Linked DNA regions of Homo sapiens: region 1 is linked to region 2. Evidence: chromatin contacts called from ENCODE Hi-C or POLR2A ChIA-PET data. All regions are on one chromosome and are shown on one strand. The core of a region is the stretch at or near the end of the contact, and the rest is flanking DNA. Distances in the headings are between cores, read along the strand shown.

The links. Hi-C counts contacts between places; a loop is a spot of excess contacts on that map. ChIA-PET counts read pairs that join two places held with the same protein, here RNA polymerase II (POLR2A). Pooled maps may share reads with other maps.
Region 1: a pooled map shows a loop between it and region 2 (2.2-fold over the local background). The contact joins two enhancer-like sites. A Hi-C loop is called at or near these places in 1 of 50 pooled maps. POLR2A ChIA-PET finds 5 or more read pairs at or near these places in 2 of 52 experiments (CD4-positive, alpha-beta T cell and activated CD4-positive, alpha-beta T cell).

Annotation. Positions count from the first base shown.
Region 1 is chr3:47,320,501-47,327,123 of GRCh38, reverse strand. KLHL18 (kelch like family member 18) reads right to left here. Exons shown (of 10, transcript NM_025010.5): 3 at 4,416-4,556. Among named protein-coding and RNA genes, the nearest start is that of KLHL18, 41 kb to the right of the region's middle. RefSeq lists a silencer at 3,111-3,405. Within about 2 kb of position 3,408, at least 5 of the 41 ENCODE cell types and tissues checked have a DNase peak (open chromatin) inside an H3K27ac peak, as active enhancers do.
Region 2 is chr3:47,419,732-47,426,405 of GRCh38, reverse strand. It overlaps SCAP (SREBF chaperone), which reads left to right. Exons shown (of 23, transcript NM_012235.4): 7 at 237-409; 8 at 795-921; 9 at 2,361-2,473; 10 at 3,870-3,964; 11 at 5,377-5,475; 12 at 5,634-5,852. Among named protein-coding and RNA genes, the nearest start is that of PTPN23-DT, 42 kb to the right of the region's middle. RefSeq lists an enhancer at 4,845-4,894. Within about 2 kb of position 5,210, at least 22 of the 41 ENCODE cell types and tissues checked have a DNase peak (open chromatin) inside an H3K27ac peak, as active enhancers do.

The DNA of each region.
Region 1 (6,623 bases), core at 2,159-4,658, 97 kb after region 2:
GGGATTACAGGCGTGCGCCACCACGGCCGGCTCATTTTTGTATTTTTAGTAGAGATGGCATTTCACCATGTTGGCCAGGCTGGTCTCCAACTACTGACCTCAGGCGATCTGCCTGCCTCGGCCTCCAAAAGTGCCAGGATAACAAGCGTGAGCCACCACGCCCGGCCAAAACACACCTTCCTTTTTTTTTTTCTTTTTTTTTGAGATGTAGCTTCGCTCTTGTTGCCCAGGCTGGAGTGCAATGGCACGATCTCGGCTCACCGCAACCTCCACTTCCCAGGTTCAAGCGATTCTCCTGCCTCACCCTCCCGAGTAGCTGGGATTACAGGTGCCTGCAACCATAGCCAGCTAAGTTTTTTGTATTTTTAGTAGAGATGGGGTTTCACTATGTTGGCCAGGCTGGTCTCGAACTCCCGACCTCAGGTGATCCACCCTGCCTCGGCCTCCCAGAGTGTTGGGATTACAGGCGTGAGTCAACGTACCCAGCCAAAACACACCTTCTTAACTGAACTGGGCTTTTACATCCAAGAGGATGGGGGACGTGGGGAGCCTGTTTGTGAGGCAATTAGTGGGGGAAAAGGAAGGAGAGCGGCCACACAGGAAAGGGGCCCATGCAAGAGGAGGAGGGAGATATGAGGGAAAATAAACCTACAGCTACAGGGTTGATGGAGACCCACGTCTTTCATTAGCCACATCACAACCTTCTTCCTTGCTGACACAGCTTGACTTTGGAAGCAAGAAGACAGCATAAGACATAATGCTTTATCAGAGGCAGGAAGCGGTGACTTGAATTAAACAGGTTACTGACGTGGTTCATTGACGCATTTGGTGTACCAATCTACCTCTGAGAGAATTTCAGAAAATACACAGCTCCAAGGCTGGGTGTGGTGACTCACACCTGTAATCTCAGCACTTTGGGAGGCCGAGGTGGGCAGATCACTTGAGGTCAGGAGATCAAGACCAGCCTGGCCAACATGGTGAAACCCCATCTCTACTAAAAATACAAAAATTAGCTGGGTGTGGTGGCACACGCCTGTAGCCCCAGCTGCTCCGGAGGCTGAGGCAGGAGAATCGCTTGAACCTGGGAGGTGGTGGTTGCAGTGAGCTGAGATCATGCCACTGCATTCCTGCCTGGGCGACAGAGCAAGACTCTGTCTCAAAAATAAATAAATAAATAAAAATACAAAAATTAGCCGGGCATGGTGGCAGGCACCTGTAATCCTGCTACTCCGGAGGCTGAGGCAGGAGAATGCTTGAGCTCGGGAGGCAGAGGTGGCAGTGAGCCGAGATCACGAAACTGCACTCCAGCCTGGGTGACAGAGTGAGACTCCATCTCAAAAAAAAAAAAAAGCAAGAAAATACACAGCTCCAGTGCTTGCCTAAAAGCAAGGAGGCCCATACATTTGAAGGCCGGAAATAGGGCCACCAGAAAAAGTCAACCCCAGCCTCAGGGGGAAAAAAAGCAGCGGGCTGAAGATGTAATAGACTGAGCAGCCTCAGGAACTGTGGCTTTAAGAACTCTGATGGCATTGTGGCTTCTCTGTGCTGTCACATATCTTTTCCACTGGTGCTCAGAATGGTTTTCCTCAAGTCGCTGGCAATCAAATCTTGAAAATGATGCACCCTCGGCTGGGCGTGGTGGCTCACGCCTGTAATCCCAGCACTTTGGGAGGCTGAGGCGGGCGGATCACAAGGTCAGGAGATCGAGACCATCCTGGCTAACATGGTGAAACCCCGTCTCTACTAAAAGTACAAAAAATTAGCCAGGCGTGGTGGCAGGCGCCTGTAGTCCCAGCTACTTGGGAGGCTGAGGCGAGAGAATGGCGTGAACACAGGAGGCGGAGCTTGCAGTGAGCCAAGATCGCGCCACTGCACTCCAGCCTGGGCAACAAGAGTGACACTCTGTCTCACAGAGCAAGGCTCCGCCTTAAAAAAAAAAAGAAAAAAAAGAAAATGATGCACCTTCAAGGGCACATACGAAGTGGGGAGCTGGGAGACACCATCACATTCTGTAGCGAGGCTCAGGGAGAATCATTCCAAGGAACAGAGACAATAATAGGAACTACTGGTGAGAAAACAGAAAGCAGGCCATGGCTCTGGAGTCTGTGGCAGGAAACAGGAGAGGTATAGGTTTAGGTCTCAGAAAGGGTCCTGAAGGGCTGAATGAAAAAATGTCAAAGATAGGCTCAAAACATCAGGTTTATGCGTAAGTACTTATTCCTAAAATGCTACTGGTGCATGCAAACCTGCACTGGCCTAAAAATGACTTTTCTTTTTTCTTTTTAGTTTTTAGAGACAGAGTCTTGCTCAGTTGCCCAAGCTGGAGTAAGGTGATTGTAACTCACTGCAGCCTTGGGCTCCTGGTTCAAGCAGTTCTCCCACCTTAGCCTCTCCAGTAGCTGGGACTATAGATGTGAGCCACTGCACTTGACTAATTAAAAAAATTTTTTTTTTGTAGAGACAGGGTCTTGCTCTGCCATACAGGCTGGTCTGGAAATCCTAACCTCAAGCAATCCTCCTGCCTTGGCCTCCCAAAATGCTGGGATTACAGCATGAACCACCTCATCTGGCCTAAAAATCACTTTTCTAAGCAACTTTTAGATAACAGTACTTTACAACATAGCCTGGATCCAGTGTTGACAGTGACAATCTCAAAAGCCCCCTAGGTGGAGCTGTTGTCCATTGGTGAAGATTCGAGGCTCGTCAACAATCCTTTCCAGGATTAATCCTACTTAGCCACAGAGTCATTTCAGCAGTGGTAAAGCCCAAGGCCTCCAAGCCTGGGGCTCTACCTTACAGAAAAAAAAAAAAAAAAAAAAAAAAAAGAAAGAAAGAAAAAGAAAAAAGGAAGTCATTTTCCAAGTTCTGTGGGAAAAAGAGGTGAACTAAGTCCAGTCTGTGTCTTAAAAAGCTCACAAACGAGCAGGAAAGATAGTGTGTGCTCCTCACATCTCCATATGCACCCTCTGGCCTGCCCCAGAAGGCATCCCACAGCAGGGACAAGGTTGGTTCCGCAGCTTTACTCTTACTACAAGGTCTTTATAAAACTGCGAACAGCACCACTTACCTCAGGATGAAACCCTTTACCCAGTGTTCAGCAGATGAGCTCCCCACTAAATCTTAGGCATCATTACCACGGTTATTTGATTAGCTGTACACACAGCAGTACTCAGTGTGATGACCATGAGCACCGTGTGGGCAGGATATGAACAGACAGCGGGTGTGGTCCATAAGCTGCTAACTGAACTGGATAGGTGGAGTGAGAATAGGGGAGGGGAGGTCAGCTCCATGAGGGGATGAGGTTCGGAGGGCAGATCTGAGTCAGGAGGAATGCTGACAGACCAGATACCTAGTGATCAGAGTAGGCTCAGGTGAAGGCTGGGTGTGTGAAGCACCATAGACACAGGGGTGCTGTTTGGGGTCCTCCTGCCTGTCTGTGGCCCAGCACTAACCCACATCCCCAAGCCTCTGCTGGTTAAAAGGCCTTTACCTTATGACTAAGAGCTCTGGCTCTTGAGGGGGAGGGAGAGCCTTCTTAACTGCTCAGGCAGAAGGTCACAGGAGACCCACGAGGCCTACTGCCAAGCACTGGAAATAGGTGGGGGTATAATCCATGGTCCCAACCATAAAAGTGCATACAATGATAGTTCCCAATGGACTAAGGAGGATAGAGAATTCCAGTAAGTGAAATTTGGGTAGGCTCTTAAATAACTGAAGTATGAAAAGGAAGGTCAAGAAATTCAAAGAGGGCTGGGAGCAGTGGCTTATGCCTGTAATCCAAGCACTTTGGGAGACCAAGGTGGGCAGAGTTTGAGACCAGCCTGGGCAACATGGCAAAACCACATCTCTACCAAAAAAATTACAAAAATTAGCCAGGTGTGGTGGCACGTGCCTGTAGTTCCAGCTACTCGGGAGGCTGAGGTGGGAGGATTGCTGGAACATGGGAGGCAGAGGTTGCAGTGAGGCGAGATCATACCACTGCACTCCAGCCTGGGTGACAGAGCAAGATCCTGTCTTGAAAAAAAAAAAGAAAAGAAAAGAAATTCAGAGAGCAAAGTACCTAAACAAAGATGGAGATGGCTATGGAACAGTAGAGGAGCACTGCACAAATCAGTTTGGTGAGAAATCAGCTAAATTAGTGGCTGGTGAGATCGGAGGGGGAGGAACAGAAGATGTACATGTCAAGCCAAGGGAAAGGGCAGGCTGGACTATGTAAATCATGTTCTGAAAAAATTCATCTCAAAGAAGTGGGCACTGCTACAAACTGATTTCAAGAAATGTAAGTGCTGCAGAATAACCTTTCCAGCTCACTCCCTTCATAAACCTATATATGGTCCCAAGAACTCAGCAAACTGGCAGAAGATTCCAGAAATGAAATAGTCATGTTCTCCACCAGGCCCACCACATCACCTCACCGTTCTCGAAGGAATGTGCAGCAGGCGTCTTTGATGCTCTGCAGCTGCAGGAAGCTCGCCCCCATCAGCAATGACTGGACATTTTGCTGGTCAATGGCAAGGTTGCCGTTGTAGGCAAAGTTGATCAGAGCCTCCAGGGCACTAGAGGAAAGAGGGAAAGCTGTGAGGTGCTTTCAGAGACGAGTCTTGGCCCACGGGAGACTCAGGCCCTAACTGAACTGACATTACTTAGCCCAGGCCCTTTGAGAATCTATCTAATGGAGTAACTACTTCACCACAGCCTAAAACTCATTCTACCAAGTTGTCTTCATTGCCCTACAGAAAATTCTAAAAAAGAGAACACAATCACCTACAATTTCACTACTGAAAAAGTCAACAGCGGTCATTTTTCTACATTCATTTTTAGTCCTTGATCGCCAACATGCATGAATTATATGGATATAATCATAAAATACTTATCAAGCCTTTCCCATGTTGGTACACTGTCTTCATGTTTATTGTTTTTAGTGGCTGCTATATAATATTTCAACATGCAAATATGCTATCATTTATTTCCTTTATTGGTAAGCATAATAGCCATTACCATCTTATTGCTGTTAGAACGTTTTTGAATTATTTCTTTGGGGTAAATTTCTAGAATGAGATTTCTGACATTTTTTCTGCTTTCAATTCACACTGAAAATGAAATCCAAATTCCAGCTATAAGGCTGTATGTGCTCTGGTCCCTCTCCATCTATCTATCCTCCTCACCTCCACTTTCTCCCTTTCTTACTTGATTCCAACATTCTGGACATATTCTTACCTCAGGGCCTTTGCAATGACTGCTCCCTGTTTGGAGGGCTCTTCCCCCAGATGGCTCATTCCCTCACTTCAATTAAGATGTCTCAGCTCAAATGCCACCCCATGACAGGTGCCTTCCCTGATCACCTGAAAATAGCACAGACTCCACCATCCTTCACTAGCCTTTACTCTGCTTTACTTTTCTCATATCACTTTCACTCTTAGCCATACCATGCATGTATTTGGTGACTGCCAAATCACTACTAGAAAGCTGGCAGAAGCCGGGCGCAGTGGCTCACGCCTGTAATCCCAGCACTTTAAGAGGCCGAGGCGGGCGGATCACCTGAGGTCAGGAGCTCGAGACCAGCCTAACCAACATGGCAAAACCCTGTGTCTACTAAAAATACAAAAATTAGCCGGGCGTGGTGGCATGAGCCTGTAGTCCCAGCTACTTGAGAGGCTGAGGGAGAAGAATCGCTTGAATCCAAGAGGCGGAGGTTGTTGCAGTGAACAGAGATCATGTCATTGCATTCTAGCCTGGGCGACAGAGTGAGATTCCATCTCAAAAAAAAAAAAACAAAACAAAACAAAACAAAAAAAAAAAACGGCAGGTGCCTGTAATCCTAGCTACTCATGGGAGGCTGAGGCAGTAGAACTGCTTGAACCTGGGAGGTGGAGGTTGCAGTGAGCCCAGATCACACCACTGCACTCCAGCCTGGGTGCCAAGAGTGAGACTCCATTGCCTCCCCCTCCACTCCCCCCAAAAAAAAGGTTGGCAGAATGAGAAGAGGTGCTGTTTTCTCACTGCTATACCTCAGATATTTGATAGAGCTGTGCTCATCATGGATGTTCAGGCAATCTCTGTTAAATGAAGCCCCTGGACTATTCATGGGACGAGCATGCCTCCTTCAGACACACACCTCAGAGAATAGGAGGGCACAACTGCCCTTGGACACCTTACTTCTACGTCTTTCCTCATAAGTAACTGGCCTAAGATTTCTTTCTTTCTTTTTCAAGAGTCAAGGTCTCACTCTGTTGCCCAGGCTGGAGTGTAGTGGTGTGATCACAGCTCGCGGCAGCCTTGACTTCCTCGGCTCACCTCCTACCTCAGCTTTCTAAGTAGCTGAGACTACAGGTGTGCACCACCATGCCCAGCTAATTAAAAACAATTTTTTTTTATAAAGATGTGGTTTATGTTGTCCAGGCTGGTCTTGAACTCCTAGCCTCAAGCAATCCTCCCGCCTTGACCTCCCAAATTGTTTGGATTTCAGGTGTGAGCCACCTTGCCTGGCCTGACCTGAGATTTCTACCTTGCCATGGGTATATAAATCCTCTTCCGGTATTGGGGCACTTTGATCATCTAGAGGGTAACACACAGTCTCCTAGCTCTTTTCCCCCTAGTTGTCACCACTGTCAGATTAAGAGGTT
Region 2 (6,674 bases), core at 3,961-6,460:
AGGTCCGGAAAGGGAGACAAAGAAAGGAGCAGGGGGAGCTCCTGAGAAAACTTTGTCCCCTTTGTGATTTTCCCAGTGCCCCTGGAGACTATAGAGAAGCTCAGGCACCATAGAGAAGTTCCCTTTCAACACAGGGGCAGGAGGGAGGTCCTGATGGACCCTCTGTCCGGGGATTGTCTTTGTCCCCAGAACCAAGAGCAACACTTCCATTTACCCCCACCCTGCTCCTTGACCAGGTTCCTGGGCAGCCTGCGTGCCCGCCTGATGCTTCTGCACCCCAGCCCCAACTGCAGCCTTCGGGCGGAGAGCCTGGTCCACGTGCACTTCAAGGAGGAGATTGGTGTCGCTGAGCTCATCCCCCTTGTGACCACCTACATCATCTTGTTTGCCTACATCTACTTCTCCACGCGTAGGTTCATGGCAGGGAGGCTGAGGGCTTTCTCCAAGCTAAACGGGCATTTCCATGTCACCTGCTTCCCTGGCTCTGGAGGTGGCTTGGGGTAGAGAGATAGAACACACCTGGTGGTCATCAGAGCTAGGGCTTTGTCCCCCAGCAGGGTCTTAGGAGCTTGGGTGGGGCCGGGGCTCTTCCCACTTTCAGCCCCTTCCTGGGTTAGGGTTCCTAAAAGGTGTACTGTGTCCATGACACTGGGAAGTGCTTGTGCCTGTCCCTTTCCTTTGGTGAAACCAGGAGTTTTCCCTTCCTCGACTGTCAGGGCAACCTACTCCCGGGAGCCCCAGTGGGCCGGGGGCTGGGGGAGGGGCCGCCCTGATACGCCCTCTCTGCCCTCCAGGGAAGATCGACATGGTCAAGTCCAAGTGGGGGCTGGCCCTGGCTGCCGTGGTCACAGTGCTCAGCTCGCTGCTCATGTCTGTGGGACTCTGCACACTCTTCGGCCTGACGCCCACCCTCAATGGCGGGTAGGTCCCTAGCAGGCTCCACTGGGCCACAGGGTGGGCTCAGGCCAGAGAGCCTTGCACTTCTGGGTTCTTGGCCTTCCCTGGACTTTGCTGTGACCTCACGTCTTCACATTGTTGTTTTTGACATTTAAGAGGTACATTTTCTTCCTCTTCTTTGTCTGGCTTGTATTCATACTTGTGTTTGTATATAGCATATCTAGCTATAGTGAGTGTCCATATGTACAAAAGTGCATATTTGTGGGCTGGGTGTGTATATAAGGGGTGTGTGTTGGTATGTTTGTGTATACATGAGTATGTATTGCATGTGTGTAGTCGGATTTGTGTGTCTGTGTTTATGTATTCTATATACACACACCACACACACACTGCAGCTTGATGGCTTAAGCCACTGGAGGTGTGAGATAGAGAAGAGAACATTTTTTTTTTCATGATTAGAACATTTAAATGCCTAATGAAATAGGTCATTTTAGAGGAAGCTCTTTGGAAGATATGAGCACACTGTAATTTGTCGCCTTTTTCACTGATGTTTACTTTCCCCTTGCCACTCCTCTCTGAACCTTAGTCTGGAAGCCCTTCCCTCGGCTTGTCCTCAGGCTTTGATCTTGGCTCTGGCTAGGCCCGCCTGCCTGTCTATTAATGGTTATTAATGGATTATGGATTGGCCTGTCCACCACTTTGGCCCATCAGGCTGGTCGTATGAAAAGCGACGTCGTATTTTGTTTCTGGTAGTTTCGTTGCTCTTAGATACCTGCTCCCTTTCCTGAGCTTGACACTGTTAAACACCACCCTCCCCCATACCGTCTGCCATACCCTTCACAGGGCCCTCCCTTCCTTCGGCTCCAAAGCAGAGGTCCTGCAAGGTATAACTTGGCTGGCGTTCCTCGCACATAGACTTTCTTAGGGTTTGCTGCGGGGAGTGTGGGACAGTGGGCTCAGATAGCTGGTAGAGCTTTGTGTAGGAACAGTCGTTCTTCTCCACACACAGCTTCTCAACAAAGGTGAGTGGGCCTTCAGGATGGTTTCATCTCCTTGCATTTAGCTGTGATGGGTCCACCCAGAGTTACTGGTGTGGGTCTTGGCAGCAGTCATTGTCTTTAGCCAGCAGTCTTCTCCTGGGAAGGGCCAGCAGAAGTGTGGTCTAGCAGTGGCGCTGCACAGCTCTCCCTGAGGGGCCTCTTCCAGCCCTCCTGTGCTGGATGGCTAGAGACAGGATGGCTGCTGGCCCCTCTGCAAGGCTCTGGAGCCTGCCTGAAAGCTGAGTGCTGTGTAGATGCAGGTCTTGTTGGGTGAGGTGGACAAGGGAGGGTTTCTGCCCAGCACCTGTGGGAGTCACTCAGCAGCCCCCATGACAGGCTGGAAACCCCACAGCCTTCCTGAGGGCCCCAGTCTGTTGGGAACCACCACAACACTGTCCTCACCTTCTCCTTCTCTGTCCCCAGCGAGATTTTCCCCTACCTTGTGGTGGTTATTGGGTTAGAGAATGTGTTGGTGCTCACCAAGTCTGTGGTCTCAACCCCGGTAGACCTGGAGGTGAAGCTGCGGATCGCCCAAGGTAACGCAGTGGGAGAGTTGGGCAGAGGGCTGCAGGAGGGGCTGGAATGGGGCCTGTTCCTCTTGCTGTTAACGCTCTGTGAGCAAACAGAGCCCTTGAAATGTCCCTTGCTCTTGCCTCCGGCATAATATGCAGTGGGCCACTGGGCCCTGGCAGCTCTTGAGTGTGTGCCCTGGGGAGCCATGGGGCCATTGGACTGTACTTCGTCCTGGTTCATGTGTCAGTAAGAAAGTAAACCAGGCTGGGTGCCATGGCTCACACCTGTAATCCCAGCACTTTGGGAGGCTGAGGCAGGTGGATCACTTGAGCCCAGGAGTTCAAGACCAGCCTGGGCAACATGGTGAAACCCCATGTCTACAAAAGATAGAAAAATTAGCAGGGCATATTGGCATGCACCTGTGGTCCCACCTACTCAAGAGGCTGAGGTGGGAGGATTGCTTGAGCCTGGGAGGTCAAAGCTGCAGTGAGCCGTGATCACACCACTGCACTTCAGTGTGGGTGGGGCTTGTGTTTGGTGGTGGCTTTCTGTCTGGGGAGTTTAGCGCCTAGTATTTTCTCTTACTGCCTCACTCCAGCACACTAGGCCCAAGCCCCGGGGGCTGGCCATTTCAGAGACGCTGCCTTCACGGCTGCCAGAAAAGCTCCCTCTGGCCCTGCTGGTAGAAACTGGGGATCTGGGGTTCTAGGGAAAATGAGAAAAGGGAGAGCCTGGCCTTGGAGGCCTGGTCACTTGAGCCTCTTCTTCCTCGTCACCCCATGTCTGTGAGGAATGGGGCTGTAGGCAGCCGTCCATTCATCCAGACCTCTGTGAGCCTCTGTGATAAGCCAGGCCCTGTGCTGGATATGGAGTTAGGAAGAGATGGGGCGAAATTGTCCTTACCCAGTAAGAGCACAGAGCCTTAGACATGCGACAGTGTGATAGCGTGGGATCAGGGCTCACTACAGGAAGGGGCTTGAGGAAGAACGCAGCCAGGTCCTCTACCCGCCGAGTGCTTCTGCCATGTGGTTGATGGGCACACTGTCATGCTGGCCCGTGCAGACCAGACAAGAACCACATGCGGAGGTTGGATGTGGTTGTTGTGGGTGGCACTTGGCTTTCCTTGTGGATTTTCTCATCTCCACACTCTGCTTCTTCCCTCTTTTGATGATTATAGCTCTCCTCTGCACCCTCCAGGCTGTGAACACCCGTTCCCCGTAGCAGCTGTGTGGTGGTGATGGCCCCTTAAAGTCTGGGCATTAGCAGGACCCTGAGGGTTGGGGTGCTTTGGTGGAATGGCTCCTTCAAAGGGCTGGGGGGCCTTGCCATGCCTCTGCCACTCCGAGGCCCATGAGGTTGTGTGAGTCATGTCGCAGAGTGGCCATGTGTTGCCCTGTGCCCTGTTGCTGCCCTCTGCAGGCCTAAGCAGCGAGAGCTGGTCCATCATGAAGAACATGGCCACGGAGCTGGGCATCATCCTCATCGGCTACTTCACCCTAGTGCCCGCCATCCAGGTAAGGCCCCAAGGCCTGCCACCTGGATGAGCATGGAAGCAACTGCTGTGCTCCCCAGCTGTGCAGCCATGGGCAGGGTGCTCCCCTCTTCAGCACAGGCATCCTTGCTTCTGAGGTGGGACCTCTTTGCCTGGCAAGCAGATCACTACAGCACCCAGATGGCCCCTGGCATGCCTGGCTCAGAAGTGCTCAGCAAACCCTGGCTGGGTTCCCAGATTGAGCACCTAGCCAGGCAGACTCTGCCCTTGACCCTGTCTTCCTACCCCTCCCTGCCTGCTTCCCTTTCAGCCAAGTGGCAGGAGGAGGCTGCAAGGGCATGGCAGGAGCTGGGGACTGGCTGTGCAGTTTGTCACACCTGTTTCCCATTTTTGAGGGAGAAGCACCGTGGGGTTCCTAGACCCTTCCTCCGGTCTCCTCCCTTGGCCCTGGCCTGTGCCGCAGTCGCCAGACGCATGGCCTTGCCTGGCCTGACCAGTGGGAGGGCCACCACCCATTGCCCAGAGTGACCCTGCTCTTGGCAAAGTGCCCTCACTCAGCTGTGGGCTGTGAGCAGAGGTGGAGGTGGCCCTGCACTGAGCTGGAACCCCAGACTGATGCCAGCCATTCCAGAAGGAGTTGCAGGAAGGGGAGGATGCCATCTTTTCTCGCCCGTCTTTCCCCCAGGGCTGGCAGGCCAGCTGAGGGATGGGGGTGAGCAGAGAACAGATGGGCTGTGGGCTGCTTCTCCTGGAAAAACAGTAGTATCTGCAGGATAGGGTACAGTCTTGGGACGTTAGAGCTGAGACAACCACTGTGCCACTATCTGCACTCCATGGTCTTACCCCAGATCGGAGTAGCACTGTGGTGATGTGCTAGAGGTCTCAACACCGACATCTCAGAAAATTTTGTCTGCTGACAGAGCTTGGGGAGCAGAGAGCTCACCCTTTTTCAGTTTTAGAGAATTAATCCCTCTCTCTCTCTCTTCATTGTTCCGGGGCAGTTGCTGGCTGGGAACCTTTCTGAGAGCCCCTGAATCAGGCCTGGGCTCTAGCTGGGTTGGTGATGCATGAGCAGGGCGGGGGCTCAGTGGGGAAGGACTTTTTGGGGAGCAGGCTGGTGGGGCTTAGAGGTTTCCGGGTTGGATCAGGCCTTCAGTCCCCTCTAGAGGGACCGGAAGATTCAGGGAAGGTACTTCCCCTTCCCTTTCAGCCCTTTCTGAAGAAAGTGTGAGGGTTTCTTCTGCCCCCTGGTGGAGACGGGGTGAGCTGCTGCTGGTATGTGAGCTGAGGACCAACCAGCATCTCTCATCTCTGCTGTGCCCTGCCTGCTGCTGCCCTGCCGGTTATGAGGTGGCTGCAGTCCGGGTACTGCTCCTCTTGGGCTGGGACAGTGAGGTCACGGCACCCCCCCATCCCCATGTGCTCTGATTCCAGGAGTTCTGTCTCTTTGCTGTCGTGGGGCTGGTGTCTGACTTCTTCCTTCAGATGCTGTTTTTCACCACTGTCCTGTCCATTGACATTCGCCGGATGGAGGTAGGAGTGGGCTGAGCCCTGCCCTGCCCGCCTCCTCAGCCCTGGCTGTACTGAGGGAGTCCTGGGTGAGAAGGGTGTAGACCTCGGGCAGGACAGCGGTCCTGTGCGAGCAGCCTCTGGATGGTGGACTCAGGCCCTGACCACTGTGCCCCCAACAGCTAGCAGACCTGAACAAGCGACTGCCCCCTGAGGCCTGCCTGCCCTCAGCCAAGCCAGTGGGACAGCCAACGCGCTACGAGCGGCAGCTGGCTGTGAGGCCGTCCACACCCCACACCATCACGTTGCAGCCGTCTTCCTTCCGAAACCTGCGGCTCCCCAAGAGGCTGCGTGTTGTCTACTTCCTGGCCCGCACCCGCCTGGCACAGCGCCTCATCATGGTACCTGCCACCCCTGCCCTGCCCTGCCCTCTTCTGGAGGGCCGGTGCTCCAGGCCCCTTGTGGTGCTGCACTTGGCCTTAGAGTGGCAAAGGGTATTCCTCAGGCCCTGGTGGCCCCTGGAAGCCTGGCTCTGGGGAGTTGCCCGTTGTGTCCTCCCTGCCCAGACCCTAGTGGCTTCTGAGGAGATAAGCCTGTGGGAGAAGCAGCTCCAGGGTTCTCAGGTACAGGAGCCATCCTCTCCCCAGAGTGGCCCAGGACAGGAGCCTGTTAGTTGAGTGCTCTGGGATGGACCCACTTGTGGCCACCACATTGCCCTGGGTCGGGTTCATCGGCCGCTGCATGGTGTGCAGACACTGGAAAGTGCTGGGCAAAATCATTCACCAGCCGGGCTGGGCTGGCCTTGGGGCAGCAGTGCCTCTTCCAGGGAGCTGAACTGAGATGGGAGGAAGGCTGAGGCCCCCTGGGACTAGGACCTCTGGGGGACTCTGGAGCAGGTCAGGTTGCTGGCCCTCTGACCGTAGGAATGGTAGCAGCTTTCTGGCTCCAGCTGAGGTGGAGCTTAGGGGTGGGGACATTCTGTGTCAAACCTCAGGGTGCTTCAGTGTATTTCCAGGCCAAGAAACTCAGCCCCTAACTGTGGAAAGGCAAGCAGGCCCCTCCAGCAGCAAGTGTTGGCAGGTGTTAGCAGGAGGACTTGGAGAGGCAGGAGAAAAGGACGCAGTGGGGCCTGTGTCCTCTCTCCATCCCCAGGCCTGAGGTCCCTGTGCTGCTTCCTCTCAGCATGAGGGCTGAAGCTGCTGGGGGTTGGGGCCCATTCCTCC